Linked DNA regions of Homo sapiens: region 2 is linked to region 1. Evidence: chromatin loops called from intact Hi-C (ENCODE). Cell type or tissue: A673. All regions are shown on one strand. Links, peaks and the distances in the headings refer to the core of each region. The heading gives the core; the rest is flanking DNA.

The links. A loop is a pair of places that touch in the nucleus more often than their neighbours do. Peaks named below come from ENCODE experiments on the same cell type or tissue, not always from the same donor. Only the 100,000 strongest peaks of a DNase experiment are listed, where the experiment ranks them.
Region 2: it touches region 1 in a loop (5-fold over the local background); 1 of 110 quality-filtered maps calls a loop at or near these places.

Annotation. Positions count from the first base shown.
Region 1 is chr11:48,300,821-48,317,728 of GRCh38, forward strand. It overlaps OR4S1 (olfactory receptor family 4 subfamily S member 1), which reads left to right and starts at 5,403. Exons shown (of 1, transcript NM_001004725.1): 1 at 5,403-6,332. The coding sequence starts at 5,403. The coding sequence ends at 6,332. In A673, for the core only: CTCF peaks have their summits at 7,137 (motif pointing right) and 7,336; a DNase peak (open chromatin) is centred at 7,151.
Region 2 is chr11:49,211,529-49,228,436 of GRCh38, forward strand. It overlaps the pseudogene LOC124902845. Among named protein-coding and RNA genes, the nearest start is that of FOLH1, 11 kb to the left of the region's middle. In A673, for the core only: a CTCF peak has its summit at 9,769; no DNase peak of the experiment used is centred there.

The DNA.
Region 1 (16,908 bases), core at 5,819-8,318:
CCTATTGTGGTTGGGTGATATCCAAGATGTGAGACAAAAGTCCTCTTTATCTTTCTCTCCTCTCCTAAAGTGGACAGAAGGGTCACTTTTGGAGTCACAAGCTGTGCTGCCTGAATTTTGGGAAAAGGTGGCACAAGCATTTTCATAGCAGCCCAGGCAAGTGTCTTACTAGTTTGTGTGCCCTTAAGTCCACGGACTCTGAGCCCAGCTTAGCACTAGGAATTGCAATCCTTGTTGTCCAGACTGCCTTTCAAGTGTATTTAGGGCCCCAAAACACTTTAGCCCATAGTAGCCGAAGGAACATTTTTTTTGAGGAACATCCATGCTATTGTCCATAATGGACAGAACTAATTTACATTCTCACCAACTGTGTGTAAGGTCCCCCCCCTTTTTTTAAAACATCCTTGCAACACTTGCTATTTTTTGTCTTTTTGGTAATAGTCATTTTAACAGTGTGAGGTGATAGCTCATTGTGGTTTTAATTTTCATTTTTTGATGATTAGTGATGTTGAGCCTTTTATCATTTATCTGCTGGCCATTTGAATATCTTCTTTTGATAAATGTCTGTTCAGATCCTCTACCCATTTTAAAATTGTTTATTTGCTTTCTAATATTAATTTGTTTGAATTTATTTTATATTTTGTATATTAACCTCATCAGATTTATTGTTTGCAAATATATTCTGTAGGTTGTCTCTTCACTCTGTTGTTTTCTTGGCTGTGCAGAAGCTTTTGTTTAATGCAATTCCGTTTGTCTATTTTTGCTTTTTTTCTCTGTGTTCTTGGGGTCGTATTCAAAAAAATGATCGCTCAGACCAATGTCATGGAGGTTTTCCCCCACATTTTTCTCCTAGTAGTTTTATAGTTTCAGGTTTTACTTTTAAGTTTTTAATCTGTTTTGAGTTGATTTTTGTTGTGTCTCTTCCTGGCTTTGTTATCAGGATGATGCTGGCCTCATAAAATGAGTTAGGGAGGATTCCCTCTTTTTCTATTGATTAGAATAGTTTCAGAAGGAATGGTACCAGCTCCTCCTTGTACCTCTGGTAGAATTTGGCTGTGAATCCATCTGGTCTTGGACTCTTTTTCGTTGGTGAACTATTGATTATTGCCACAAATTCAGCTCCTGTTTTTGGTCTATTCAGAGATTCAACTTCTTAGTGGTTTAGTCTTGGGACAGTGTATGTGTCGAGGAATTTATCCATTTCTTCTAGATTTTCTAGTTTATTTGCGTAGAGGTGTTTGTAGTATTCTCTGATGGTAGATTGTATTTCTGTGGGATTGGTGGTGATATCCCCTTTATCATTTTTTATTGTGTCTATTTGATACTTCTCTCTTTTTTTCTTTGATAGACTTGCTAGTGGTCTATCAATTTTGTTGATCCTTTCAAGAAACCAGCTCCTGGATTCATTAATTTTTTGAAGGGTTTTTTTGTGTCTCTATTTCCTTCAGTTCTGCTCTGATTTTAGTTATTTCTTGCCTTCTGCTAGCTTTTGAATGTGTTTGCTCTTGCTTCTCTAGTTCTTTTAATTGTGATGTTAGGGTGTCAATTTTGGATCTTTCCTGCTTTCTCTTGTGGGCATTTAGTGCTATAAATTTCCCTCTACACACTGCTTTGAATGTGTCCCAGAGATTCTGGTATGTTGTGTCTTTGTTCTCGTTGGTTTCAAAGAACATCTTTATTTCTGCCTTCATTTCGTTATGTACCCCGTAGCAATTCAGGAGCAGGTTTTTCAGTTTCCATGTAGTTGAGAGGTTTTGAGTGAATTTCTTAATCCTGAGTTCTAGTTTGATTGCACTGTGGTCTGAGAGACAGTTTGTTATAATTTCTCTTCTTTTACATTTGCAGAGGAGAGCTTTACTTCCAACTATGTATGTGGTGTAAGATGAGAATCTAATTTAATTATTCTGCATTTGGATATCCAGTTTTCACAGCACCATTTATTGAAGAGATTGTCTTTTCCTTATTGTGTGTTTATGGCATTTTTGTCAAAATCAATTGGACTGTAAATGTGTGGATTTATTTCTGGGCTCTCTATTCTGTTCCATTGGTCCATATGTCTGTCTTTATGTGCCAGTACCATGCTATTTTGATGACTACAAATTAGTAGTAGATTTTGAAATCACATAGTGTGTTGCTCCCAGTGTTATTCATAATTACTTAGGTCTTCTGGGTCTTTTGAAGTTGTATATGAATTTTAAGATTTCTTTCTGTGTTTGTGAAAAATGTCATTAGACTTTTGATAGGGATTTAATTGAACCTGTAGATTGATTTTGACACTATGAACATTTTAACAATGTTAATTCTTCCAGTCCATGAACATGGGACATATTTCCATTTATTAATGTCTTCTTCAATTTATTTTACCAATGTTTTATAATTTTCCATGTGCACATCTTCCAACTTTTTGGTTAAATTTATTCCAATTATTATCTTTTTCATAGTGATTCTAAACAGAATTGTTTTCCTGACTTTTTGGGATAGTTTATTGTTAATGTATAGAAATACTACTAACTTTTGAATGGTAATTTTGGATATTACAACTTTACTAAATTTGTTTATTAGTTCTAACAGCTTTTTTAGGGGGAGAGACTTTAGGATTTCTGTATCACACATCTGTAAACAGAGAAAATTTAATTTCTTCCTTTCTACTTTTGATGACTTGTACTTCATTTTATTGCTTAATTACTTAGGGTAAGAGTTCCAGTATGATGTTGAATAGAAGTGGTGAGAGTAGAAATTCTTGTCTTATTCCCAATCTTAGAGGAAAAGCTTTCAACTTTTTGCCATTGAATCTGATGTTAGTTGTGGGCTTGTCACATATGGTCTTTATTGTGTTGAGAATTACATTCTTTCTGTAATTAATTTGTTGAGAGTTTTTATCATAAAATGATGTTGAATTTTGTCAGTTTTTCTTCATCCATTGAGATGATAATATAGTTTTGGTCCTCAATTCTCTTAATGTAGTATTTGCATATATTGAACCATCCTTGTATCTCAGAGATAAATCCCACTTGATCAAAGCAGATTATCCTTTTAATGTGTTGTTGAATTTGGTTTGCTAGGATTTTATTAAGGAATTTTGCATCTATGTTCATCAGGGATATTGGCCTGTAGTCTTCTTTTCTATTAGTTTCCTAGGGTGGCTTTGGTATTAGGGTAATGTTGTCCTCATAAAATGAGTTTGGAAATATTCCCTCCTCTTCATTTTGTTTTGGAAGAGTTTGAGAAGGATTGGCATTAGTTCTTTAAATGTTTGGTAGAGTTTAGTAGTAATCCGTTCCTGGGATTTTCTTTGATGGAAAACTTTTATTATTTGTTCATTCTCTTTGTTCATTATTGGTTTGGTCATATATTCTATTTCTTCATAATTCAGTCTTGTTAGATTGTATGTGGCCAGGAATTTATCTGTTTCTTTTGGGTTATTCAATTTGTAAGTCTATAATTGTTCATAGTAGTCTTTTGTGATTCTTCATATTTCTGTGGTATGAGTTGTAATGTCTCTTCTTTCATTTCTCATTTTATTTATAAGTCTTCTCTCTTTTTTATTTGATTTTTAATGTATTTTCAATATCTGTGTTAAATTTCTCATTTTGGTTTTTTACTATGTTCCTGATTTTTTAAAAATGATTTCTCTGTATTTTCCTTTACTTCATGAAGCTTTAAAAGCAATTATGTTGAATTATTTTTCAGCCTGTTTACATACCTCCATTTCTTTGGGGTCAGCAACTTGGAAATTATTGTGTTCTTTTGGTGGTATGATTTCTTGGTGTTTCATTGTTTCTTGTTACCCTCTTATTGATGTCTGCACATTTGGTGGAGTAGTCATCTCTTGCAAATTTCATTGGCTAATTTCAGTGTGGAAAGATTTTCTCTTATGGGGCATGATGGTGCTTTGCAATCCTTGTGGCCCAGACTGACACAAGCATATAATGGGATGGACTGAGTGGGTGGGATGGATTGGTTTTGGCACCAGTGGGATGTGGCTTTATAGTCTTTGTGTGGCCCTGTTAGCTGACGTCAATGTTGACCCAGATTTGAGGGATCCTCAGTGGCCAAATTCTTGGATGTTTGCAGTGACAGCAAGGGTTTTCAGGCTCGTTGCTGGTAGTGGCTGCTAAGGTCTTCCTTATTTAATTTTCTCCCACTGGGGAAGTTGTGGCTTAGGGAACCATTTGACATGGTTCTGGTATGTGTGCTTCCTCTTGATGTTGGTGGCACAGGTGTATTTTGGGTGGCACCTATTGTGCAGCCATGTAACTGAGGCTTGGGTCATGGGCACACCTGAAGGAACTATGGTTCTGGGATCTGGAATGATAATGACACTGGTGCTTAGGGTGAAGACACTCCTGCCACCACATAGGTAACAGTGCTAGAGGTGTGAATGCTTTGAAGCAGCCAGGGAGCCAAGAATGGGAGCATAGATATATGTAGAGTTACAATGGCTCTGGAGTTGGGGTAGGGACTAACTTTCTGTGGAGGGTGAACTGGTGCCCAAAGTGTGGGCATGCCCAGAGAGACCTTGACTCCAGGGCCCAGAGCTTGCTCTAGTGATGGCCCAGTGTCTGATACATGGGTGGGTGCAGTGCAGTCCCAGACCCTGGGTCTGAGTGTGAGCTCTCAAGGGGCAGCTGCAGTTTGGGGTTTGCATGGTGTTGGGGAGGTGGCAGCTCCTTTTCCAAAGTAGCTCAATAGCATCTGCTTCTTGCAGGTGGAGGCAGTACAGTTGTGTCTCCCTCTCTAGGGTTTCCTGGTGGGAATGGCTCTTGGTTATCTCAGTGGCATAAATGCTAGCGTTCTCTGCAAAGCAGGGATCTTGATGACTACCACCACATGGCTGATACTAATTGCCTCAACCTTTCCTGTTTGTTCCTAACCATCTCCTGGCATCTCAAGTATGCAGATATCACTAGAAATCCTTCGTGTGCGGCTATTCTCCATGTTTTTGCTCCTCTGTATTGCTGCAGATTCTTTAATGGGCCCTTGAACCCTCGCAGACCTATTTTGGTTTGTGGATAGCTGTCTCTCTCTCGCTCTAGAGATATATATATAAGATATACATATTTATATATTATATATTTAAGATATATATATTTATATATTATAGATTTATATATATTATTATATATAATATAAATTATATATTATATATATAATATATATTATAATATATATTATATATTATATATATATAATATATATTATTATATATAATATATAATTTATATATATATATAATAATATATTATATATATTATATATGTATTTTTTGTGATGGGGATGAAGGCTAGTATCTTTCTTACTCCATAATCTTGGTGGTATCTCAGAAAACTTTCTTATGTCTCATAATTTATGTCTTTGCAGAGCCAGCCAGCCACTTTGTCGGTCATCAGGGCAGATAATCCATGGGTGCCAAGAACAATGTGACTGAGTTTGTTTTATTTGGCCTTTTTGAGAGCAGAGAGATGCAGCATACATGCTTTGTGGTATTCTTCCTCTTTCATGTGCTCACTGTCCTGGGGAACCTTCTGGTCATCATCACCATCAATGCTAGAAAGACCCTGAAGTCTCCCATGTATTTCTTCCTGAGCCAGTTGTCTTTTGCTGACATATGTTATCCATCCACTACCATACCCAAGATGATTGCTGACACTTTTGTGGAGCATAAGATCATCTCCTTCAATGGCTGCATGACCCAGCTCTTTTCTGCCCACTTCTTTGGTGGCACTGAGATCTTCCTCCTTACAGCCATGGCCTATGACCGCTATGTGGCCATCTGTAGGCCCCTGCACTACACAGCCATCATGGATTGCCGGAAGTGTGGCCTGCTAGCGGGGGCCTCCTGGTTAGCTGGCTTCCTGCATTCCATCCTGCAGACCCTCCTCACGGTTCAGCTGCCTTTTTGTGGGCCCAATGAGATAGACAACTTCTTCTGTGATGTTCATCCCCTGCTCAAGTTGGCCTGTGCAGACACCTACATGGTAGGTCTCATCGTGGTGGCCAACAGCGGTATGATTTCTTTAGCATCCTTTTTTATCCTTATCATTTCCTATGTTATCATCTTACTGAACCTAAGAAGCCAGTCATCTGAGGACCGGCGTAAGGCTGTCTCCACATGTGGCTCACACGTAATCACTGTCCTTTTGGTTCTCATGCCCCCCATGTTCATGTACATTCGTCCCTCCACCACCCTGGCTGCTGACAAACTTATCATCCTCTTTAACATTGTGATGCCACCTTTGCTGAACCCTTTGATCTATACACTAAGGAACAACGATGTGAAAAATGCCATGAGGAAGCTGTTTAGGGTCAAGAGGAGCTTAGGGGAGAAGTGACATTCCAGAGAATCTCAATCCAGCTAGGAAATTGGGAGACTTTCCATCTTGTAGCATCTAACACAGCCTTTTTATTTCCAGTCTGATGTTTGCAATGGCAATTATCCTCCTAGCTCTTGTTGTTATAATAATTCCACATATTCTTTCAATCCTTTATTCATTAAATATTTATTGGATGTTTACAGTGAGTGAGAATACAAATAAAAGTAAGATATAATCTTTCCCTCAAGGAGAGTACAGTCCAGGATGCTTTTAGTGCGATATTTAAGAGCTCATTCAGGAAACGTGTGAGGGCCTGTGAATGAGGGAGTGTCTTGGAAGTCCAGATATCTCATTGATAAATGAATAAAATCACTACATAATTCCTTTGTGTTGGCTAACACAGTGCTCAATGGAATTCATTCTTTTCTTTTAAGAGTAAAGAGCCACTTTACTCTTACCCTTTCATGCTCTCAGCAGGCAGATAAATAAATAAATAAGTAAATAAATAATGTGGAGAGGTCAAGGGATTTACTAAAAGTTACACTTTAACTCCAGAGCAGGGTGAGGACTAGAACACAGGTCCCTAAGTCAGCTTTCAGAGCTTTTCCTCAGGACCTCTTGATAAAGTGTGACTAAATGGACACCAAGCAGGAATGACCAAGAACTTTTGAAAGACCAGGAATGATGGTGATGATGACTTGGGATGATGAAGAGAACAACCAGGAAGAACAAGTTGTCAGCACTTCTTTCAGTGGTGCTGATTCCTCTCTCCAGCAGAACAGCTGACTGCTGCCCTCTTTAACCCCTGTTGCTTTGCTCCATTTTGCCGCTAGAGGGAGCCAAGTTTGTACAGAATGCAATTAAACGAGCCGGATTAGGTATCTCTTAAACATTCGTGGGTCATGTAACCTCATTGGGCCTCAATTTCCACATTTACAGAAGGAGATATTGACAATACCAGCTTCAGAAGGCTGTGAGAGGACCTATAAGACTTTGTAAAGACCTAAATCAAAGTCTGTTGTTCAATGGTGGCTGCTAGCTGTTTTAACATAATATCTTCGATTCCCCTTTCTCTTCCTATTCACCCCTCTATCCTTTCCCTCAAAGCCCTTGTAACCAAACTATCTGATTATTTCATTTACTCCAAAAATGTTTATTGAACACTTAGCATTTGCTGGGTGATATTCCTGGGGCTAGAAGTACAGCACAAAAGAAAGCAGGCAAAACTCTTTGTTCTCATGGAGTTTATATTTCAGTGTGTGGTAAAAGCTGACCCTTACTGAATTCTTCCAATCTGCAGACACTCTTCTAAATATTTTAATTGTATTAACTTTTTTGATCCTTTCAACAACTTCATGAATGAGATATAATCATCAGGAATGTGATGAGAGTTGGGTGAGAGTGGTGGTAGTAAAGAAGACTCATTAGTACCATCTGATGCTGAACAAACACAAATGCAAACGTTGATCTTGATTATGAAAAAATAGTAGCAATAAAATAGCAGTTGACACCTTGAAAGCATAATATTCTCAGAAGTTTTCATACACCAGCTTAATCTGTGTTGGATAAATAATCCCCTTATAAAACTCCTTGGAACAATGTGGGAGCATGCATGAATGGTTATTCAGGTTTAAAGGTAAGTGGCCGGGCGCAGTGGCTCACGCCTGTAATCCCAGCACTTTGGGAAGCCAAGGCGGGCGGATCACGAGGTCAGGAGACTGAGGCCATCCTGGCTAACACGGTGAAACCCCGTCTCTACTAAAAATACCAAAAATTAGCCGGGCGTGATGGCGGGCGCCTGTAGTCCCAGCTACTCGGGAGGCTGAGGCAGGAGAATGGCGTGAACCCGGGAGGTGGAGCTTGCAGTGAGCCAAGATCGCGCCACTGCACTCTAGCCTGGGCGACAGAGTGAGACTCCATCTCAAAAAAAAAGAAAAAAAGATAAGTGGAGATACAGACAGGCTAAACTATGTACATAGGCCACACACAGACTTCTGATTGCTAGTTTAGTGCTCTTTCACTACTGCTTTCATACAGTATTTTAAAGTAGAGTGATAGTGGTATGTATGTCTTACATATATATTCAGGCATGCATGTATGTATATATATATATTCATGAAGATGAAGACAGGTATATAAGGCGCAATCTCAGCTCACTGCAACCTCCACCTCCCAGGCTCAAGTAATTCTCATGCCTCAGCCTCCCTAGTAGCTGGGACTGCAGCACATGCCACGAACGTCCTGCTAATTTTTGTATTTTTAGTAGAGACGGGGTTTCACCATGTTGGCCAGGCTGTTTCTGAACTCCTGACCTCAAGTGATCTGCCTGCCTCGGCCTCCCAAAATGGTGGTATTACAGGCGTGAACCACCATGCCTGGCCTCTACTCTTTTCTTTGAGGAAATTGAAGCACTTACATCATGGATTTGTCAGATCAGAGGTGACTGGAAAGCAATCACTCAGGAATCCCACTCTTTGCCTAGACTTCTATTTACAGAAGATTGACCAACTCAGGAGCCATTTTAAGGTGTGAAATCATAGGTGTGCTTGATATGGCAGATGTTTCTTTCTGCTTCATGCTGGGTTGAGGGAAGAGGGGGAAATTGGGTTGGAGGAAGTAGATCATGTACTTCAGGGGAAAAAAGTCATCTGAGTTTCAGCTACAAGTGAGAAGACTGGATAAGTACTACAGGAGGAGCTGCATAAGGTATGAGAACTTGGCATTAAGAGAAGAGACTGCTGTATGATACAGTGGAAATTACACTAGATGGAAAGTCAGGAAACAGGGTTCCAGTTGCAGAGCCATCCCCACCTCCATCCAAGTTCTCAGGGCTCCCATTTCCTGATGTATACAATTAAGGAGATTGGTTCGAATCTCTAAGGACCTTCAGCTCAGATATCCTATGATTCCATTTTGTTCAGGAATATAGACTACATGAAATCTGGGTCAATCTTATTTTTTTCTCATTTTATTCACATATTTCCTTAGAATTATTTTTAGGTGATTTTATAAAAAGAAAATATTGCATACAGTTCCCATAGATTTATGGACTTGACATAATTATCACAAGAGGGAAAAATATCAAATTAAGAAGATTTAATTGTGTTTTTCACTACTCTTCCTCTCTAAGAGACAACTCCATTTTAATGTTCCTACTACAGGTATTCTGAAAGTTACTAGTAGATGAAGCTCATTGACTGGTCACTCAGCTACTCTGTCAGTACATTTACCCTTCAGTACTGAGTTTTCCGGGAGGACTTCTTAGTTATAAATACAAACAAGATGTAATTGTTATTATAAATTTACTTATTCTGCTGTGGTTGGAGAGAGAGCAGAGAAAGAATGTGGTGGTAGGTATGGTATTGGGAAGGGACTATGAACTTCTCCTTCTTGGAAGGTGAAAGTGTCCACAGTGAAGGCAGAAAAGGAAGGTAGGCTAGAGGTGAGAAGGCGCCCCATGGCTGATTTCTTTCGTAAAAGATTGGAAAATATTATTACTTAAACATATTTGATACAAATAATGTATGTATTATTTAATATATGTAATATGTAATACATAATAAAATTATATATTAATGTTATAAAGCATAATTAATAATCATCTATGAACTTGTTATCAACTTAAGAACAATCCTAATAGCTTGTGTCATATGTGTCTTCTCTATTCTATTTCTTTGCCTTCACAGTGATAACCAATATTCTCGTTTGGTTGATGACTTCCTTACTTTATGAAAATAGATTTAACATATGTGTATATACACCTAACCAATATGTTGTTTAATTTTTCTTATTTTTAATTTTATAAAAATAGTGTTACACATTTGTAGTCTTCTGACTTGCTTTTTTCGCTTAACATAGTATTTCAAAAATTCATCCTTGTTGTTGAATGTAATTGTATTTCATCGTTTTTACTATTGCACAAGATGTCATTGGGTGAATATGCCATAATTATTTTACTATTCTTTTTAAAATATACCTTGGTTGTTTCCATATTTCTCAGCTATCTGAGTGCTGTTATGAACATTCTTGTATGTGTGGAAAAGTTTTCCTGGGGCATATACCTAGGGATTGAATTGCTATGTTGAAGGGTATGCAAATGTTTCAACTTTACCGAAAAAATGTCAATTTGCTTTTGAAAGTGGTCGTACCAATATTCACTCCCTACAGCAATGTATAAGAGATTCTGATGATGTACATTCTTGCCAACACATGGCATGGTCAAAACACTTTAACAGTTTTGCCAATCTTGAGGGTACTCATAGTATACCCTATGTCTTAGTCCCCTTTGGTTGCTATAAGAAAAATGTTATACACTGGGTGGCTCAAACAACAAACAGTTACTTCTCACAGTTCTAGAGACTCCAAATTAAGTCCCAGATTCAAGCACTGGCAGCTTTGATATCTGGTGAGCTGGGGACCTGCTTCCTGGTTTATAGATGGCCGTCTTCTTTCTGTGTCCTCACATGGTGGTAGGGGTGAGGGTGCTCTCTACAGTCTTTTTTAAAGGAGGATTAATCCCATTTATGACAGCTCCATAAAAAGAAAGATATTTTTTAAACAAGCACAAAAAGCACTAACAATGGAAAATTTAAAACTAACTACATTGAAAATAAAAGTGTTTAGCACAGAATAAAATGAAAAGATAAGCCACAAGTTAATCTTATAACTGATACGTAACTGACAAAGGATTAGTCCAAATATACACAAAACTCTTAGAAATCTATTTTTTAATTCAAATAAATCAATAGAATAATAGGCAAAAGATATGATAGGCAATTTACAGAAAAGGAAGCACATATGAGAAGATGCATATGAGTTATCTCATAAAATACAAGTAATGGGATACCTTTGATTTGGTTAGGTGTTACTAGGCAAAAAGTCTTTTGAAAATCTAAAGGCATAGATTTCTGTGGAAGTAACTTATTAAAGAAATGTTCTTAGGATAAACTGGAAAGGGGATACTGGAAGCAAGACAGAGTAGTGGAGAAATCTAAACAAGGATGCAGTTTCAAGTAATTTTCAGCACAGGATCACTTTAGCCTTATCTTGCAGGGAAATGCTGGAGTGTAAATGATGCCAAGAGTTGTTTTGATTTGAGTTAAGGATGTAGCTTTCATATGCCCACACCATTCAGACGTTATTTAAGGGCTTCTCTGGGGCTGGAGTGGGGCGAAAGTCCCAGGTACTTTTGTTTGTCCATTAATATGGGGAAAATGGACTCCAGTGGCCCAAAGGCAGCAGGTGGTAGCTGTTGAAAATTGTTATGGTTTGAATATCCCCATCTACAACTCATATTGAAATTTAATTGCTATTGCAACAGTACTAAAATGTGGGGCCTGTAAGAGGTGATTGGGGGATTAGGTCTATTTAAGAATGGATTAATGTCCTTATCCCAGGAGTGGGTTAGTTATTCCAGGAGTGGGCTACTGATAAGAAAGATGAATTTGGCCAAATTTCCTCTCTCCGTCTTGCATCCTTCCTCACCATGTAATGCATTCTGTCACGTCTTCATGTCTGACATGTCTGAAGACATGTCATCATGTCTTCAGATGCTGGCACTATGCTTTTGGACTTCTCAGCCTCCAGAACTATGAGTCAAAAAAACTTCTATTGCTTATAAATTACATGGTCTGCAATGGAGAAAAATAGAGAACCCAGAAATAAGACTGCACTGCTGCAACCATCTGATCTTTGACAAACCTGACAAAAACAAGCATTGGGAAAGGATTCCCTATTTAATAAGTGGTGCTGGGAGAACTGGCTAGCCATATGCAGAAAATTGAAACTGGACCCTTCCCTTACACCACATACAAAAATTAACTCAAGGTGGATTAGAGTCTTAAATATAAAACTCCAAACTATAAAAACTCTAGAAGAAAATCTAGGCAATACCATTCAGGACATAGGCATGGGCAAAGACTTTATGATGAAAACACAAAAAGCAATTGCAACAAAGACAAAAATTGACAATTGGGATCTAATTAAATTAAAGAGCCTCTGCAGAGCAAAAGAAACTGTCATTAGAGTGAACAGACAACCTACAGAATGGGAGAACAGTTTTGCAATCTCTCCATCTGACAAAGGTCTAATATCCAAAGTCTGTAAGGAACTTAAACAAATTTACAAGAAAAAAACAAACAAACAACCCCATTAAAAAGTGGGCAAAGGCCATGAACAGACACTTCTCAAAAAAATAAATTTATGTGGCTAACAAACATATGAAAAAAAGCTCTACATTACTGATCATTAGAGAAATTCCAATCAAAATCACAAGGAGATACCATTTCATGCCAGTCAGAATGGCTATGATTAAAAAGTCAAAAAACAACAGATGCTGGTGAGGTTGCAGAGAAAAAGGAATGCTTTTACACTGTTGGTGGGAGTGTAAATTAGTTCAACTACTGTGGAAGACAGGGTGGTGATTCCTCAAAGCTCTAGAGGCAGAAATACCATTTGACCCAAAAATCCCGTTACTGGCTAAATACCCAGAGGAATATTAATCATTCTATTATAAGGGTATATGTACACTTATGTTCACTGCAGCACAATTCATAATAGCAAAGACACGGACTCAACATAAATGTTTATCAATGATAGACTGGATAAAGAAAATATGGTATATATACACCATGGAATACTATGCAGCCATGAAAAGGAACAAGATCATGCCCTTTGCAGGCACATGAATGGAGCTGGAAGCTGTTATCCTCAGCAAACTAACACAGGAACAGAAAACCAAACACTGCATGTTCTCACTTATAAGTGGGAACTGGATGATAAGAACACATGGACACATAGTGGTGGGGGAACAACACATGCTGGGGCCTGTTGGGGGTGGGGCTGGTGGGAGGGAGAGCATCAGGAAGAATAGCTAATGGATGCTGGGCTCAACACCTGGGTAATGGATTGATCTGGGCAGCAAGCCACCATGGCACATGTTTACCTATGTAATGAACCTGCACATCCTGGACATGTACCCCAGGACTTAAAATAAAAATTTAAGAAAAAAATATATCATGCCAGTCTCTTCTGGCCTGTAAATTTTCCACTGAAAAGTATGCTGCCAGGTGTATTAGAGCTCTATTGTATGTTATCTGTTTTTTGTTTCTTGCTGCTTTAAGTATCTTTTCTTTATTCTTGACCTTCGGGAGCTTGATTTAAGATGACTTGTGGTAGTTTTTAGGATAAATCTGCTTGGTGTTCTATAACCTTCTTGCACTTAGATATTGATCTCTTTCTCTAGGTTTCGGAAGTTCTCTATTATTATCCCTTCGAGTAAAGTTCCTACCCCTGTCTCCTTCTCTACCTCCTCTTTAAGGCAAATGATTCTTAGATTTGCCCTTTTCAGGCTATTTTCTAGATCCTGAAGTTGTGCTTCATTATTTTTTATCCCTTTTTCTTTTGTCTCCCCGACTATATTTTCAGATAGCCTCTCTTTAAGCTCCACAATTCTTTCTTCTCCTTGATCAGTCCTGCTATTAGAAGACTCTGATGCATTCTTCAGTATGCCAATTGCGTTTTTCCACTCTAGAATTTCTACTTGATTCTTTTTAATTACTTCAATCTCTTTGCTAAACTTACTTGATAGAACTCTGAATTCTTTTTCTGTTTTATATTGAATTTCCTCGAATTCATCCACATAGCTAATATGAAGTCTCTGTATAAAGGGTCGTGTATCTCTGTTTCTCCAGGTTTGGTCCCTGGTGCCTTATTTAGTTCATTTGGTGAGGTCATATTTTCCTGGAGTCCCTTGATGCTTGTAGATATTTGTCTATGTCTAGGCACTGAAGAGTTAAATATTTATTGTAGTCTTGTGGGTCTGGATTTGTTTGTACTCATCTTTCTTGGGAAGGCTTTCCAGATATTCACAAGGACTTGGGTGTTGTGATCTAAACTGTACCTGCTTTACAGGGTACCAAAGCCCAGTAATCCTCTGTTTCTTGAGGACTTGTTGAGGTACCACCTTGATGGTTTTGAACAAGATCCAGAGGAATTCTCTGGATTACTAGGCGGAGACTCTTGTTTTCTTCCCATACTTTCTCCCAGATGAAGAAGTCTCTTTCTGCTCCAAGCCAGCTGGAGCTGCGGGTGGAATGACACAAACCCTGCTATTGCCACCACTTGTGGGACTGTGCTGAGTCAGACTGGAAGCCAGCACAACACTGGGTCTTGCCCAAGGCATGCTATAACCACTCCCTGGCTACCACTTTTGTTTGCTGAAAGCCATGGGGCTCTATAATCAGCAGGTGGCAAAGCCAGCTGGGCTTATGTCCTTTCCTTCAGGGTAGTGAGTTCCCTCAGGCCCTGGGCAGGTGCACAGGTGCTGTCCAGGAGCCAGAGACAAGAGTCAAAAATCTTAGAAGTCCACTTGGTGTTCTATTATGCTGTGGCTGACGTGACACTCAAACCATAAGATGCAGTCCTTCCACTCTTCCCTTTCCTTTCCAAAGGTAGAAGAGTCTCACCCCATGACCTCCAACACCTCTGGCCCACAGGGAGTATAGCCAGACTGCTGCCAATGTTCCCTTAAAGCCCAAGGGCTCTTCAGTCAACTTGTGGTGAATGCTGCCTGGCCTGGGACTCACCCTTCAGAGAGGGGGCTCCCCTATGGCCCAGGGTCTTGTCCTGTAGCCACCACTTTAGGAATATGCTGAGTCTCACTTGAGACCAGCTAGTCTCAGTGTCTCAGCCAAGGCCCTTGATGTACTACCTTTGTATTACTGATAGTTATTCAGGGCCCAAGGGCTCTTCAGTTAGCAGGTGATGAACACTATAAGGATTGGGTCATTCCTTTCAAGGCAGCAGGTTTTCTTCTGACCAAGAGTATGTCTAGAAATGTCCAAGGGCTAGGCCTGGAAAGGGCCCTCATGCCTCTGACTGGTTCCCTATCCTGCTTGGCTGAGCTGGTATCCAAGATGCAAAACAAAATCATTCCCACTCTTCCATCTCTTTTCAGCTGGTAGGAAGAGATCTCTTTTGGAGCCTCAAGCTGTGCAGCCTGGAGTTATGGGAGGAGTGATGCCAGCACTCTCAGAGCCACCCTGGCTAGTGTCTCAGTAGGTCATATGACCCCCCAAGTCCACTGTCTCTGGACTCAGTTCAGCACTGGGACTCACTTAAATGTTGCAGTCCTTGTGGCTAGTCAGCCTTTCCAGTTTATTTGGAGCCCCAGAACAATTTAGCCCATAGTGGTTAGGCTTGTGGGAACTCAAGTTCCAACCACCAGGATTGGCAACTCCCCTCTGGCTAGGGCTGGTTTAAATGCACCCTCCATGGGTGGGTGCCAGTTGAGTTTGGTCTGCTTTTGCTCTGTGCTATAACAAGGGGAGGACTGAGTTCAATGCCTTACAATTACTGGCTATCCCTCTCCTCAGGGCACAGAAACACTCTGCACCACACTGCCCTGCCAGAGGATGGGGGAACAGTGGTGTTGGTGATACAAGACTGTTTTTCCTGCCTCTTCTGTGTCTCTTTTAGCAATATGAAGTTGAAACTAAGTACTGTGGGTGTTCACCTGATTTTTGGTTCCTATGAACGTTCTTTTTTTGTGTAGGTAGCTGTTAAAATGGTGTCCTTGCCAGGGGGATGATTGGTGGAACCTAGTTCACCATTTTGCTCCACCCCAACCAACAAGAATCTCAAGACAGTCTCTTCCATACATGTTGTTGGAAAAACTGGGATATCCACATGCAGAAGAATGAAACTGGACCCTTCTCTCACACCATAAACAAAAAAGAGCAACTCAAAATGAATAAAGGTTTAAATGTAAGAGCTGAAACCGTAAAACTAGAAGAAAATGGGAGGAGCAATGATTTCTTGGATATGATCCTGAAAGCACGGGCAACAAAACAAAAAATAGACAAACGGGATTACATCAAACTAGAAAGCTTCTGCACAGGAAAGGAAACAATTAGGGTGGAGATTCAACTCACAGATTGGGAGAAAATATTTGCAAACAATAATCTGATGGTTTGCAAATCATAATATATTTTGGTTACATCCAAAATATATTAGGAACTTTAATAACTTAATAGCAAAAAAATTGATGTGATTAAAAAATGGACAAAGTATCTAAATAGACATTTCTCAAAACAAGACATACAAATGGCCTATAGGTATATGAAAAAATGATCAATATTTTTAATCTTTAGGAAAATGTAAATTAAAACCGCAATGAGATACTGCCACACACCTGTTACAATGGCTGTCATAAAAAAGATGAAAGATAACAAGTGTTGGTGAGGATATGGAGAAAAGGGAACCCTAGTACACTGTTTATGGGAATGTAAATTAGTATGGTCATTAAGGGAAATAGTAAGGAGTTTCCTCAAAAAACTAAAAAAATAGAACCACCGCATGATCCCAAATCCCACTTCTGGTAGTGTTTTTAAAGGAAATAATGCCAGCATGTTGAAGAGATATCTGTACTCCCATGTTTATTGCAGCATTATTCACAATAGCCAAGATATGAAATCAATCTAAGTATTTATCAGTGAATGAGTGGATAAAGGAAATGTGGTATATATACACAATACAACATGATATGGCATTACAAGAGAAGGAAATTCTGTCATTTGCAAAGACTTGGGTGAAC
Region 2 (16,908 bases), core at 8,465-10,964, 910 kb after region 1:
AAAATCACTGGCTTTCTTTCTTTCTTTCTTTCTTTCTTTCTTTCTTTCTTTCTTTCTTTCTTTCTTTCTTTCTTTCTTTCTTTCTTTCATTTATTTATTGTCAAAGTCTGGCTTTGTCACCTCAAACCGCTGGGCTCAAGCAATCCTCCCACCTCAGCCTGCCAAGTAGCAGAAGCTACAAACACCAGCCACCATGCCTTACTCATTTTAAAAAAAATTTTGTAGAGACAGGGTCTTGCCATGTTGCCCAGGCTGATCGTGAACTGGCCACAAGCAATCCTCTTGTCTCAGGCTCCCAAAGCCCTGGGAATAAATACATGAGCCACTATGCCCAGCCTCCTTGGCTACTTCTTAATCTGTAGACATAGCATTCTTGGACTTTAAACTGCATGCTGAATAACAGAGCTCTAGAAGATAAAAATTCTAACTTATTTCTCCAAGTAATTTGATTTTTTAAAATTTCAGTCTTTTTAAATTGGGGGTGGTTACATAGGCATTTATATTTGTTGAATTCTTTTTGTCATATGTTAAAAATATGTGCACTTTATTGTATTTAAAGTATAAATTTTAAATTTGATATAAACAAAAAGATAGGGCCATAGATAAATAAGAATGTTCCCTAATGGTTCATCTGAATTCCATTGTTTCAAAGTAATTAATTCTCATTCTCCTTATGCTAACTTTACCTAAAGTAGGGGAATATTTGCAGAGGGAACTTTGTAGACAGATTTCTTTGCTTCGGAATTTTGAAAAATAGAAAATGTGGTAATACTGTCTCCAATGTAATGATGAAATGGAGTAGTAAATGAACATATTTTAGGAAAAAATGCTTGTAATATTTAAATAAAATATATATTTTTCCTCTGCTAATTTTTATTACTAAAATAAAATGCTTTTTTTTTTTTTGTGAGATGGAGTCTTGCTCTGTTGCCCAGCCTGGAGAGCAGTGGCACGATTTCGGCTCACTGCAACCTCCACCTCCCCGGTTCAAGATATTCTGCTGCCTAGCCTCCTGAGTAGCAGGGACTACAGGTGTGTGCCACCATGCCCAGCTAATTTTTGTATTTTTAGTAGAGGCAGAATTTCATGTTAGCCAGGATGGTCTCGATCTCTTGACCTCCTTATCTGCCTGTCTCGGCCTCCCAAAGTGCTGGAATAACAGGCGTGAGCCACCGCGCCTGGCCAAAATGCTTATTTTTATACAGAAGTATAAAAAGTAGGAAGCTTAAGTACCATTTTATAACCCTCTGTCCTTTCCCTTAACATATCACCATCCAGAGATGAATACCGTCAACATTTTGGTAGTAATTATTTGAGACATTTTTCTTCAAATACACACAGTACTTCGAATGAAAAATGAAATCATGCTATGCCTTTATTTTTAAGAAAACTTTTAATTAACATATACATACATAAAATGTACAAGTCTTAAGTGTACAGCTTGATGAGTTTTTACAAAATGAACACACTGGTCATTCAGCATCATGATCAAGAGACAGGGTATCAACAAAACTCCACAAGCCCTCATCACATCCCCTTTACATCACTATCTTTCATGCTGACGGATATCCACTATTCTCCTGTTCTAAATTCTAAATAATGTCTAGTTTTGCTGTTTTGAAATTTCTGTAATTGGAATCACGTAGTACTTGTATTTTTGTGTTTGGCTTGTTTCCCTAGGAACTATGCTTGTGAAATACATTAGTAGTGTGCTAGTAAATCAGCTCTAAAGAAGGGGGAAAGCCTTGGTTTGCAGCATTTACTGATTTCTGTGATGCAAATATTCCCAACCATGGCAGATATCAAGGAAACAACAAGAAGTTACTGAATGTGCAGTCTGAAAGGGAAGGCCACAATTGCCTTTTGTAAGCTGGCAGAAGCAGGCTGCAGCACACCACTGGACACTCCCTGTCTTTCCATGTAGCAATAGTTCATTCATTTTCAGTGTTGTAGATTTATCAGTTGTATAAATGTTTCACAATTTATTTATCTATTCTCTCCTTAGTAGATTTTTAGATTTTCTCCAGTTCTTGGCTATTAGAAATTGTACTTCAGTGAACTTTCTTGTGCATATCTTTTGGAGGTCATATGTATGTATTTTTGTGGGTATTTATCTAGAAGTCATAGGTATGTATATGTTCAGCTTTAGTAGAAACTTTTAGAGTTTTCTAAGGTTTTTATGTACTATTCATACCAGAAGAGTATGTGGAATTCCAGTTTCTCTCTGTTCTTGCCAACCAACTGGTATTTTACTGATGACAACTAAAATGGAGCAGCTTTTCATGTGGTTGCTTCTAATTTGTACTCTTCTTTTTTTGCACTGACCAAGTGTTTTGTCCCATTTTCGCTTGGGTATTCTGCCTTTTTCTTTTTTATTTGTAGGAGTTTTTGTATATATTATGACTATAATTTTATAATTTATTTTATTCAATAATGCAGAATTTTACATGAGCATATAAAAGATCTATCTTATCATTTTGTCACTTTATAGTATTTATAAAATATATTTATAATATTTTAAAGAATAGACATAAAATGAGGTATTTCATTTTTATTCATATCAAAATTCTTATCAAATAAGTGATTTACAAACATTTCATTTGACATTCTAGTTGTCTTTTCACTTTCTTGGTAATATCACATGAGTACTTAAAACAAATTTTTTTACGTGTACCTGATTCACATGAGAATTTAATAGATGCTCCCTTACTTACAATGATTTGGCTTAGGATTTTTCAACTTTATGATGCTGCATAAGTGATATACATTCAGCAAAAACCATACTTCAAGTACTCATACAATCATTTTGCTTTTCGCTTTTTGAACAGTATTCAATACATTACATGAGATACTCAACACTTTATAACAAAATAGGCTTTGTATTAGATGATTTTTTTCAACTGTTGGCTAATGTAAGTGTTCTGGGATGTTTAACTTAGGCGAGGCTAAGTTATAATGTTCAATAGGTTAGGTATATGAATCATACATACCTGATTTTAAATTTATCTCAGTCAGTAACTCGCATATGCAAATATGGGCAAATTGTTCCATTTTGCCTCATTTGTAATCTTTACCATTCCCAGAAAAGGCTCTTCTCAAAGTTACCAATGGTCTAGGTCTTTTCAAAGGCAGTGATCAGTTTTTTGATTCTGTTTTGTTTGTGTGTGTGTGTGTCAGTGGAACAACTGAACCATGTGACGTGGTATAGCCATAAGAATTCTTTAGACCCATAAGAACATCTGTTCTTACCAAACAGGAAAAACATGACAAAGGTGTAGGTTTCCATCAAGATCAGAGGTATTTTGACCTATGTAAGAAGATATTTTAAATAATATAAAAGCCAAAGAAAATTAAATCCAGTGATATAACCCTGAGTGGGTTTGCAGAGTTCTGTGGGAAAAAAATATTATAGGTGAAATCCAAACTGAAGCATGTAATGTACCTGAGCCATAAGATTTGCAAGACCATTTAGTGAGTTGATATGGTGACTACAGATAAGACTGAATATGTTCTATCACAGTAACAGATATCAGAGTCCCTGGTCAATATCTTAGGCGAATATGCATATTCCAACCATCTAGGGGAGTATCCTCAAAGACTTTGTGGTAACACTGTTGTTTCCTTTGTGGGAAAGCCTACTTTTACCCTTAAAATATTTAAAGTAAACATAGAAATATTTAGGTAATTAAACCCATTAGTTAAAATAAGTTTAAGCATATTTAGTATTTCAAAAATGTGATGCGTACTGTTCAGAAGAATATTGACTATTCAATGAAACTTTTTTTTAATGTAAGCTGTATAAATTGAGTAGTTGAGTTCACCTTTTGAGTTTTAAATTCAAAGTACTTACGGTATTTATATGCACTGTGACTGGAATATGGAAAAGAAGTTAAAATCGGGCCAGGCACACTGGCTCACTCCTACGATCCTAGCACTTTGGGAGGCTGAGGTGGGCAGATTGCTTGAGCTCAGGAGTTCCAGACCAGCCTGGGCAGCATGGTGAAACCCTATCTCTACAAAAAATAGAAACATTATCTGGGTGTGGTGGCTTGCGCCTATAGTCCCAGCTACTGGGGAGGCTGAGGTGAGAGGATAGCTCACACCTGGAAGGTTGGAGCTGCAGTAAGCCTGAGTGCAAGCCACCGCACTCCAGCCTGGGTGACAGAGTGAGACCCTGTCTCAAAAAAAAAAAAAAAAAAGAAAAAAGAAGTTAAGATTACTCATAATTATAAATTAAATATATTAGACTTACAAAAATTAATTTTAAGTACTTAGAAATGTTTGTTGGACAGACCATTGAAGTACCTAAAATATTAATAGAATACATTTATAAATGTTATTTAAAATGCTTAACAGTATTTAATTAACTATGTAAAATAAGACGAAGACTATGAGATATCCTGTAAGTTATTGTTAAAATTTATTAGATTTCTAAATAGAGTAAGATATGCCGAGACCAGCTTGGTCTGGGAGACCCTAACCCAGCGGCGCTAGAGGAATTAAAGATACACACACAGAAACATAGAGGTGTGAAGTGGGAAATCAGGGGTCTCACAGCCTTCAGAGCTGAGAGCCCTGAACAGAGATTTACCCACATATCTATTAACAGCAAGCCAGTCATTAGCATTGTTTCTATAGATATTAACTAAAAGTATCCCTTATGGGAAATGAAGGGACGGGCCAAATTAAAGGAATAGGTTGGGCTAGTTAACTGCAGCAGGAGCATATTCTTAAGGCACAGATCGCTCATGCTTTTGTTTGTGGCTTAAGAATGACTTTAAGTGGTTTTCCACCCTGGGCAGGCCAGGTGTTCCTTGCCCTCATTCCTGTAAACCCACAACCTTCCAGCTTGGGCGTTAGGGCCATTATGAACATGTTACAGTGCTGCAGAGATTTTGTTTATGGCCAGTTTTGGGGCCAGTTTATGGCCAGATTTTTGGGGGCCTGCTCCCAACAAAGATATATATATATATATGGAATATCAAGAAGCTAAAGAACAGGGTTTTTTTAAATGTAGCTTCAATCAGTTAAATATTGATTATAAAAATTAAAGTAAAACTCTGAAGAGTTTTCTGTGTATAAACCTGTCCTCAAGGATATAAAAAAACCGTCAGTGCAGACACTCAGAGAGTTTAACAAAGTTAATTGCTAATTCCTTCATTAACACTTTCTCTTCTAGACTGTATGACACCATTGTCCTCTGAAACTGACTGGCGTCCCTTCTCAGTCTCCTTTGCCAGCCCTGCCTTTTTTACCAGACCTTTAAATGTTGGAGTGTTCCAGGGCTCTCCCTTTGGCCCTGCTCTTTTCATTCTATAGTGTCTCTTGAGGTGATTTCAAACTCCAAGTACCATCTATATCTGGCCACAACTGGCTAGAGGTTCACCAAACACATTTCCCTATTGTTCTGGGAATACAGCTAGGCCGCATGTCTCAGTCTCCCTTAAAGGTAGGGGTGTCCTCATTATTGTGTAAGAACTAATAACATATGAGAGGAAGTGATGTATGCCCCTTCCAAGCTTATCCCCCTCCAAAAACCTCCTATACAATTTTCCCCTCTCTTTGTTTACCCTAATGGTTTCTGAAACACACAGAGGCTCTAGCAGAGGATGCAGAGGCCCTGGAGAATGATACAGCCAGACAGAAAGAGCCTAGATTACTGAACCATTGCTAGGAGCGATCAATAACACCCAAATAAACTTTATAGCAATAAAAGAATAAATTATTTTTTTAACTGAATGGATTGATTTGGTACAGAAGCTGGTGCACTAAACACTTCTGATCTTGACTGAGACCTGCATTTTTTTCGTATTTGTTGTCCACTTAGACTTCTCCCTTGAGATTCAGCATTAAATATGTAATTACTTAATTGAGGTCTCCAACTGGAAGTCTATTAGCTCAAGCTTCACATAGTGAAAGATAAGTTGCTCTACAACCCACTGCCCAACAAATTTACTTTGTGCCTCCCCAATACCAACCCAACCTATTGCCAGACTTCCCTCCCTGTCGTACCTGAATAAATGATGACACCACTCTTCACAGCAGTTCAGGCTAAAATCCTGTCACTCTTGACTATTTTACTCATAACCAGCAGCTACCTCTACTTAGTCCTAAAAGGGAAAAAAAGTCATCTTTTCCTTGTAAACCTTTACCTTTACTCTATTTTTCTCTGCTAAACAAAGTTTAAACTTTTTATCAAGATGTACAAATCTTTGCAAAATCTCATACAAATCTAGTCTTGCGATGAACTTCTACCTTGAAAACCTCATGCCCCTGGTCACTGTGAAATGGATGAAGAGTAGATATCTGACTCAGCTTTGGAGAATATTTTTGCCAAGGTGTTGAATTCAAGTTTAAAGTGACTGGAAGCATTACATGAGTGGCTAGCTAGCTTCTACCTCACATATGAATTGACTAACAAAGAAAGCAGGATTAACTAGAAAGCAGAATAAAGCAAGTGCCCAGAGAGGAGCAGAAACAATATTAGAAATGGAGCACTCCTTCAATTTATAATCTCCAAGATCTTGATTACTGCATTTCCTGAGACCCATTGTCATTTCTACATTTGGCTTCTGTGAGACATTCTTGTATCTTTATAATAAGCCCCTACCACCATTACTCCCTCTCTTTTTTGCTTAAGCTAACTGGAATTGGTTTATTTTATCTACCGTATAGAATCCTGAATAATTAAGCTTTCCAGCCTCATCTCTAATTCACTAGTACTCCCCGATTCCCTTCTGCCATCACATATGAAAACTGGATACATTGAACTTCAAATGGTTTCTAGAATATTGTTGGCTATTTTGTGATATTAGGATTTAAAAAAATCTGTCTCATTTGCTTGTGATATTCGCTGCCACTTAGCTTTCTGGAAATGTTTTAGTCATGCATTAGGGCTCGTCTCAAATATCACCCTTGCATTGGACTTATTTGGACCTTCTGCAGGAAGATATTTTTATTCCATCTTTTGTGCTGTCATAGTACTCTATCTACCCATCTGTAATGACATGAAGGACATGAAATCATTATTGAAAGATTTTCTTCCTCATTAGACTGACGCAAAGGCAGGAATGATGCCCAATTAATTCTGAATGCCTCAAGTATACCACACGATTTGACCTACAGTTGTATGTCTATTTGTCAAATGAGGGAAGAAATACATGAAAGAAGAAACTGTGCTAGCCCTGCCAATTATTATTTTAGCAGATATCTTATTTTAATTGTTTAAGTTTCAAATGATCTTTGTGGTATACTGGCTTATTTGTTTAGTTTATTTCTCAGCACATTCTTTGCATATTTTATTACCCATCAGCAATAAAAGACAAGAAGGGAAAGAAGGAATTGTAATAATCAGCTCTTCACACCCTTATTTCTCTTCCCTAATATTTCCCCAAGTTTTTATTTTGTTCTCACAATTAAGTCTATACTACTTAGAAAATAAGATTAAATCTTCTATGCTCCTTTGGTTAGAAATTTTTCTGGGATGGATTTAAAGTTGAACATCTATTGCAACTTAAAATTTTTGTTAAAGTTGCTCTTTCTTTCTAATAGCAATTATGTTGGGCTAGAGGATAAATAGTTGGAGATAATGGAATTTTCTCTTAGTGTTATTGCTGCCTCCATTCTTCTATATCTTGTAATGGACTCTTTGGAGATTATAATAATAATGAATACTAGCTTAATATTTATCAACCACAGAGCCGGGGGCTGAGCCAAGTGGTTTTATATACATTGCCTTATTTACTCCTTTTCTCAGCACTGTGACTATAGTACTTTCATAATACGTATAACTTTAGAGGTATTTTGAGTTACTAAGAAATAACATGAAAACAAGCTCTTTGAGCCTGTAAGATTACTAGCTAGGACAGCTTTGTAAGAGAAAGACCTCTTTACCCTTCAGGAGTAGCAGGAAAAGTATGCTATTCAACAGGATTGGCTTATCCACCTGACTCTGACATAATCATATATGAAATGATACTGATATCAGCTTTCTTTCTCCAATTGTTGATAATTTGGTTCATTATTTCTTGTCCTTCCTCATGAGTAATTTGATCTGTCCTGTTCCAGTTCTTCCCTTCCAGAGCAGGAAAGTCAAAGGAAAGGAGGAAGTTGTGTAGAAGAAAAGTTTCAAGGGGCATTCTCCGGAAGGACTGAAACATTATGCTAACCAGTCAAAACATATTTTGAGAAGTTAAATTTGGATTAGAAGTCTCTTTCTATAAATTTTTTTTCAATTTTTAAAAATTTTTATCTTTAAAAAATGTGTTTTTCAAATTTTATCAAAAAGCTCGAGCTTTGTCCTAGCTGAGCTCACAGGAAAAGGAATGTTTTCAGATCTCAGATCTGAATAAGTGGGGGAACAGCTTATCTCTGAGGGGGCAAGCTGGTAAGAGGGTCCCATTTGAAAAACTCAGAAACAAGAAAGGATTTTAAGTGGGAACCAGGAGTTTCTCTTCAAAATAATCCTTTACACTCTGTTCATTAAAATATATATATATTTTTATATATTATATATTTAAATATATATTTATTTAAAAATATATTATATTATATATAAAATATATATTATATTTTATATACATATATTATATTGTATATATAAAATATATATTATATTTTATATACATATATATTATATTGTATATATAAAATATATATTTAAAATATTATATATATATATGAATTTAAAAAGTAGTCCTTTCACAAGGTCTAAGGATTTCTCCACTGCTGATAATCACAAGAGAACAAACTGAGTCTCTAGATAGGGAGAAAGTGAGAGTTGCAACATAGTTCCAGACTCCAGAAGAAAAGGGTTCACGTGCCACGGATTGCCAAGATATCCTGTGATAACTTAGCTTCTGCTTAGAGTGCTTAGGCCTATATCTCCTATCTACTATTTTCTCTATTTCTTGGGAAAGCTGTCTGATTCCATCTGTGTTTCTATCTGGATATTTAGCACTTATCACCATTTTATTATATTATTATATATTATTCAACTGGATTTTGTGGTTTAAGAGAATGTTGGGCTAGGAATCAGACCAGTGGTTTAATGCACTGAAAAGACATAATAATGTTATAATAACTAACACTTATTGCTTATTTGCTCTGTGTTGGGACTATGCTTAATGCTTTACATGGAATGTTGAGAATTACTGAAGTGTTCAGTGAGCAACAAACTATGAAGGTAGATCTATGTGATAAAAATTTAGTTTGGTAACAGAATAAAATATGTAAAAAGAAGTTATCTGTGGTGTATGTGGGATCATTGGTGTGCTTTGTCCTCAGACATAAGTGTAGGAGGGGGCATTTCAGATGAATGTTGCTATTTCTACAAGTCAAGCCAAGTAATTCAATAGAATAAAAATTTGCCATTATTAATTATTATTACTATTAATTTTGTCAAGCCTGGGCAGCTATATGTCATACCTTCAGTAAAAAGGAATATCCATAGCCTAGACATTGAAACTAATATATTTATTGTTCCAGATGCTAACACAGCTGAGTGATGCCCTTCATTCAGGAGCTCCTGGGGAACACAGTGCTATATAATACAGTGAAATGGGAATCAGTGAGAAGAGGAAAAATAACTTCATCAGGAATGTGAATCCAAGATTCTTAAAAGGGCAGAGTACTTTTCTCATTCATTGTTTTTTTTTTTACCTCCATTCAATTAAAGAGACTTGGGGTCATCGATGTTTCTTTTCTCTTCCATTTCATTTTTGACTTAATACACAAATGGAGTATGTTATTGACAGAGGGTCCCCCTTGTGGTCCAGCGTAAACTCCGTCATTCAATCAAAACTGCACACCAAAAACCTATATGATTCATAAGCAAGTGGCATAGGTGTTTGCGCTACGTCATATTTCAACAGGTAGCATACCTCCAATTTATTTGTTTATTTTTGAGTTGCTTAGTTTGTATTTGCATTTTCTGGGTACTAGATTCCTGACAAGAATCAGGTAAGGCTGTCATAGCCCAATATATGGAGTTCTATAACTCAGCACTTTAAAGAAAATAGTCCTCAGGACTTTAAAAAAGTTTTTAAAAGGCAAATTAAATAATTATTTGTATTTTAAAAAAATCTTTGTGCTTTTAAAATGCTATTAATTTAAACATGATTATGGACAATAGATTGCTAGTGATGAATGATGGGGTTTTGGACGCACCAGACATTGTACAGCTTCCCTTGGGGCAAGCATGGTGATCGATGTGGGTTTCGCAAGCTGGAGTCATTCAACTTGGTGTTCTAGTCTTGTATATATACTTAATTTCATATTTAAATTGTACAATTATGTTATTTTGACTATAGTCAACCTGTTGTGCTATTAAATACTAGATATTATTTATTCTTTCTAACTATTTTTTGTACCCAATAACCATCCCCACCTCACCCTCAAAGCCTACACTACCCTTTGCAGCCTATGGTAACTATCCTTCTGCTCTCTACCTCCATGCGTTCTATTGTTTTGATTTTTACATCCCACAAATAAATGAGAACATGAAATGTTTGTCTTTCTGTGCCTGGATTATTTCACCTAAAATAAAATGTTTGTCTTTCACCTAAAATAATAAAATGTTTGTCTTTCTGTGCCTGGATTATTTCTCCTCAAATAATGATCTCCAGGTCCATTCATGTTGTTGCAAATTTTTTTCATGTGTCTTTACCACCTGTTCTGGTACCATACCCATCTGTGTTCAATTTTTTTTGTACTGAAAAGTATATATATATATCTCCAATTCCCTGTGATACCGAGGAAAGACAGCATACACACACACACACACACACACACATATGTATATGTATATATATACATATGCATATACAGCTACTGAGTGACAAGTGGTATGGTATAATATCACCTGTCACTCAGTAGCTATCATATATATATATATAAAACAAGGAATTGTTTCCAGGAACCCCAAAGATACTGAAATCTGAGGACGCTCAGCTCAAGTCCCTTATGTAAAATGGCATAGTTATATTGTTTCTCTGACTTTTGGCTAAGATGAAGTTTAGTATCTGTTCTTATCAGTTTAAAGTGGCATAGTATTTGCATATAGCCTATGCATCCTCTATACATTAAGTAATCTCTAGATTACTTATACTACTTAATACAACACACATGCTATGTAAATAGTTGTTATACTATATTTTTTATTTGTATTATTTTTTATTATTGTATTGTTATATTTTAATGTTTGTTATTTCCAAACGTTTTTAATTCATGGTTGGTTGAATCTGTGAATGCAAAATCCACGGATATGGAGGGTCGAATGTACACACACACACACACACACACACACACATTCATAATTTTCAAAGTCCACAGTAAGTATCAAGCAGTGTGTGTTTACCTGCATGTGTAGGTGAATTAACTCTGTTCCTGAGGCGGTTTTATTTCCCTCCAATGGATTCTACTTTATTTCTTAATGTCAAGAAATGGCTTATCTCTATCTGAGTACCTGTACTTCCTTTCTCTGTCTCTCTCTGCTGTCTCTGTCTCTATCTTAGTGTTTGTGTGGGTGAGAGATCACCATTCTGCCTGCACCACTCAAAATGCAGCTCTCCTAACTAAAAGATTGTATTATTCACGGAGGTCTCAAACGAAAATGTTTCTCCCATTGGACAGAAATGAGAATGCCCTGGCAACCATATTAGGGAAACATGATAATTTACCACATCCTCTCTGTATTCTTGTTCATTTATTTTTCATTCTGTCGTACTCTGTACCTTTTTATAGGCCACTTCAATTTGTTTTTTACTAGAGCTGGAAACATGTTACTTCTCCTATGAACCAGCCAAGTTTTTATGTGCTTATTATGGATTCAACATACCCCTCTTCTCAATTCACAACAAATGGCTCCTCTCTATCTGAGATAGAGCAAGTTGAAGTCCTATCCCTCCAGTACTGTACTTTACAATGTGAAGGCTTGGGACAGATTCTCCTCCACAGCCCCCAGAGGGAACCTATCCCACTGACACCTTAATTTTATACTTCTAGCATCTATAACTGTGAGACAACAAATTTTTGTTGTTTTCAGCCACTAAGTTTGAGGTGATTTGTTCTGGCAGTCCTAGGAAACTAATACAATGCCTCTATTAAAACAATTCATCTTGTTTACTCCAGTGTTTTTTTTTTTGGCATATCTGTTTCAGACTGGACTATGTACTCATCAAGAGAAATGACCTTATCTGTCATATACTTCACTCTGTGGTATTTATGTAAGGGATATAAAATGTAAGACATGATATGCTATGTAAGATATGATACCTGCCTTAAAATCCAGTGTTTATTCATCAAATTGTTACTGAGTGCCTGATGTAATTATGTAACAGCCACTCCTCAGGATACTGGTCATACAACGGTGAGCCCAGAGATGATGGTTTCCTCTCTCGTGGAGCAAACAGTCTGGAAAATGGTGGGGTGGGGGGACATTAAAAACACAAACAAAAAGAAAATAATTGCACAAAAATAATTGTCAAGCAGGAGAAAAACATCTGTATGTAAAGAAGAGGAAGCAGCGATCATTCTTGGCCATGGGATGATCTGGAAAGGCTTCTAAAAGGGGCAGTAGATTTTAATAAACAGCACACACAGAGAGACTATTTCCTTGTGAAGAAGAGAATGGGGAAGGACCCCTGGGTCATTAGTAGTTCATTTGCCTGGAGCATAGAGAAATAGAGTAAGTAGAGTAATCATGGCAATAGTTTTTTGGGTGTTTTTAAAATGCTTACTAAGTATCAGCCTTACATTATCTCATTTACCTTCACATTTTTTTGACGTAGGCTGTTGTCATCCCAATTTACAGATAAGGTTGTTGAGTTTTCCTTAATCGTAGCTTTATACTTATTATTATACCATACCACCTGTCACTCAGATTTATTCCTAGGGATAACTATAATTTGAAATGAGATCTCTGACTCCACAGGCTCTGTTTTTTTTTCATTCCACAACAGAGAATTATTCCCTAAAATGCAGAGTCAGAAAGATAGGTTGCAGGCAGATTTTAGAATACTTCTATTACTAATCAAAGACTATAAAAATATACTTTACAGTAAACAAAGGGGAAAATCAAATGTCTGCAAAGTAGTAACATGATATACATGCTAAAACATTGAAATAGGAAAAAATATTGGGGGAAGTAGGATTCCTTAGCACTTACTGAAGGAAAGATCCAGATAAGAAATGTAAATGTACTAGGCTTGGTGGCTCACACCTGTAATCCCTGCACTTTGGGAGGCCGCAGCTGGTAGATCACTTGAGGCCAGGAATTTGACACCAGCAGGGCCAACATGGTGAAATCCCATCTGTATTAAAAATATAAAAATTAGCCAGGCCTAGTTACATGCACCTGTAATCCCAGCTACTCAGGAGGCTGAGGCAGGAGAATCGTTTGAACCCGGGAGGTGGAGGTTGCAGTGAGCCGAGATTGTGCCACTGCACTTCAGCCTGGTCGACAAAGTAAGACTCTGTCTCAAAAACACACACACACAAAAAGCAAAACAAGTTATGTAAATCCATCATCAGAATGACTTAGTGTGAACAAGAAGCATCTGAGTTGTCTGCTAAAAATTCCTGCTTCTTCGCAATGAGAATATTCAAAAATCTCGCTTCAAGGTGGTGGATAAATTACCTCAATTTGGTCATTACACAATGCACCCATTTAAACACACATCGAAACATCAGGTTGTACCCTATAAGTATGCACAATTATTATGTGTCAATTATATTTTTGTTTAAATTCTACTTCCAGTCACCACTCCAGAGGACTGCTGACGTGAGGAGGTTTTAGACAATATTCTGTTCTGGCCTAGCCAAGGGATTAGGGAGGCAATGTAAGCCAAACTTCCTTTTTCACAGCAAGCTCTTGGACTGCAGGGATCAAATTTCATTCATCTTTTTATTCCCTTTTCCCCTAGGTCCCAGACCCTTGCTCATAATAAGCATGTGGATGACTCGAATTGAATTGTAAGAGTGAAAGACTCTTGTGAAAGAAGAATCATTAAGACTGTGTGAATTTAAAAAGAGAACGAATTCAAGAGAACATGCTTTGTAAGTCTGGGAAAGAGAACGTGCACGGTACAAGGGCGGTAACATGTGACCAAGAAGAGAAGAGTAAAATGAACTCACTAGCCAATTACATTCGAGTGATCTGCTACTTAGAATGCATGACTGAACTCCTGGGTGGTCTTATAGCCACTGCGTACTTTTCCTCTGCCAGACTTTGAAAGCACTTTGAAGACAGGGTGTCATCTAAAGGTTGGTGATTTGTATTGAGTTCCCCCACCCTAGAACTGGCAGGCACCATTCTCTCTGATAAATATCACAGGAAGAAATCAGAGAATTGTATTTTCCTTTGAAATAGTTGGAAGATATATAGAAAAGCCTAATGTGGTTTTCTCAGTTGGAAATTTTCCAGGACATAAGGATGTGAATGCCCATCTTCTCAAAAGACATGCTGTAGATGCCAACAGATCTGAGCAGCAGGATGGAATGTATCGAAATAAATGGCAGGATTATCCAGTGCTGGAGCCCTTATTTAAGAAGCCCATATTAATTGAGCTGAATATAGTTGGCATTCCAACAAATATATGCTGAAAGGAAAATAGCAAAAACAACTTAGGGGATATGTTCTCTCACGTGGTTGATAATTTGTTTCCTAACATTCTGTCACTGAACCTGGCTGGATATGGAAAAGTCCATTCTACTTTCATTCTACTTCAGCTACTCAGATCTTAGTTGTACCCTAGAACTTTTCATGATGGATAATTGTACCCTTCTATACTTTTCATTTAAACCATGTCACTCACCAATAATTACCTACCATTTTCAGCTAATTGCCTCTAGTGCCTTGGCTCCAAACATTCTTTGACCCAACTGTATTTACACTTTTCCTCATTCCTTTATACCCCTAAAATTTGCAGTCCCCTTCTTACTTAGCTAATATTTTACAATCTCTCCCACAAACACCCTCAAATGGCTTTGCATCTCTCTTCTTCATTGTGTTACTTTTGTAAAATCCAGACCCTATTTAAATACAATGTTCCATGTATTCTGTGCCTGAACCTATGCAGCTGATGTAGCTGAAGCAAAGCAGGGGTATTGGTTGGCCTCACTTTAAATTCTTCATCCTTAATTGGAAATGTATCTTCATACTCCCTGGTAATCCTACTTTATATATTTTTACACCTATTACTTTTCCTGAACTTCCAATACTGCCTCGCTCCTCTTCATTTTGGTTTATGAACCTGGCTTCCTATTTCACTGGGGAAATAGAAGTAATCAGTAATAACTCGCACGTCTTTTCACCACCACATCGACCAGCCCATCCTATCTGTACATGTTTATTGTCTCTTCCTTCCTTTCTTACTTGAGCTGTACATGCTCCTATCTGATCACACCTATGCACAGGGTCTCATTCTCTTTCACTTCAGCAATTAGACTCTTCCTTAAAAAATAATTTTCTGTCTCAACTTGATTATTCCCACAATAGTGCAAACATGTTGTAATATCTTTTTTCTTTAAAATAACCCATTTTCTTTAAAATAATTTCCAACTATCAACTGATTCCTCTGTTTCTCTCTCTATAAAATTCCTTAAAAGAGATTTCTTATGTTGCTTCTCTCCCTTTTCTCTCTTCCCATTCTCATTTGAATCTACTTCAAAAGGTTTACTATACTAAGAAAACAAGCTCTTCTCAAGATTACCTATGGTTTCCATAGTGCTAAATTCAGTGATAAATTTAGTCTTTGTCTTAATCAGCCTCTCGGTATCTTTGATTCAGAGGGTAATTCTCTCCTTCTTGAAATACTTTCTTCACTTGACTTCTGGGAGCTACTCTCAGTTTTCCTATTCACTTTAGATGTTCCCCTAAGCTCTGTTTACTCATTTATCTCATCCCTCCACTGGAGTTCACTAGGGTTCAGTCCTTAGATCCTTTCTCTATCAGCATTCACTCACAAGGTGATATCACATAGCCTTTGAATAGTATCTGAATATTGATGATGGTCAAATGTTATTTCCCTTGAACTCGAGATTCTATTCAACTCCTACTAAACATCCTTACCTGAACAATTAATAGACACATCAAATTTAATATATCCTAAGTTGGACTCTTGATGTCCTGCTCTTCCAAACCTGGTTCTCTTGCACATTTTCTATCTCATTAAATGTCTATTTCTTCCCATTGCCTAAGCAATTCAGAGTCACTCTCGAAGTGACTTTTCTAATTTCCCCATGCATATTTGATCGATCAGTCGTGTTAATTATGCCTTTTAAATGTGTCAAGAATCTAATTACTCCTCTTCCACTGCTAACTTTTCTTGAAATGACCATCAGCTGTCTCTTGGATAAATACGATGCTTTACTTTTGGTATTTCTGATTCAGCATTTGCTTCCTTATTATCCGTTCTGAACATAGCATCTGGGTTAGAGGTCTTGTCACCTCTGTGTCCCAAAGTCTACAGTGATTCCCACCACCCTCCTTATCAAGGCTAACAAGGCCCTACATGATCTGGTCCCCACTTCTTTTCAGACCTAATTTCTTCTACTTTTTTCAGGCTTCACTCATTAGCCACACTGTCCTCCTTGGTGTGCTTCCACTCTTAGCACATTCCCAGCAAAGGCCTTTTGTTCTGATTGTCCCTCTTCTTGGAGCTCTCTTCCTTAAATATCTGCAAAATATCTGCTTATCTTTTTCCATCACATCCTTCAGGCCTTTCCTCAAATGCCAATTTCTCAGGGAGGTTTTCCCTGGCAACCGTATCTAAGATTACGCTTTCCTACCCCAGCACTATCAAACCCCATCCCTGCACAGTTCTCTTCCTATTTACAGCCATCTAACCTACTACATATGTGACATATCTATGTATTGACTGTTTTCCCCTCTAGAATATATGTACAATG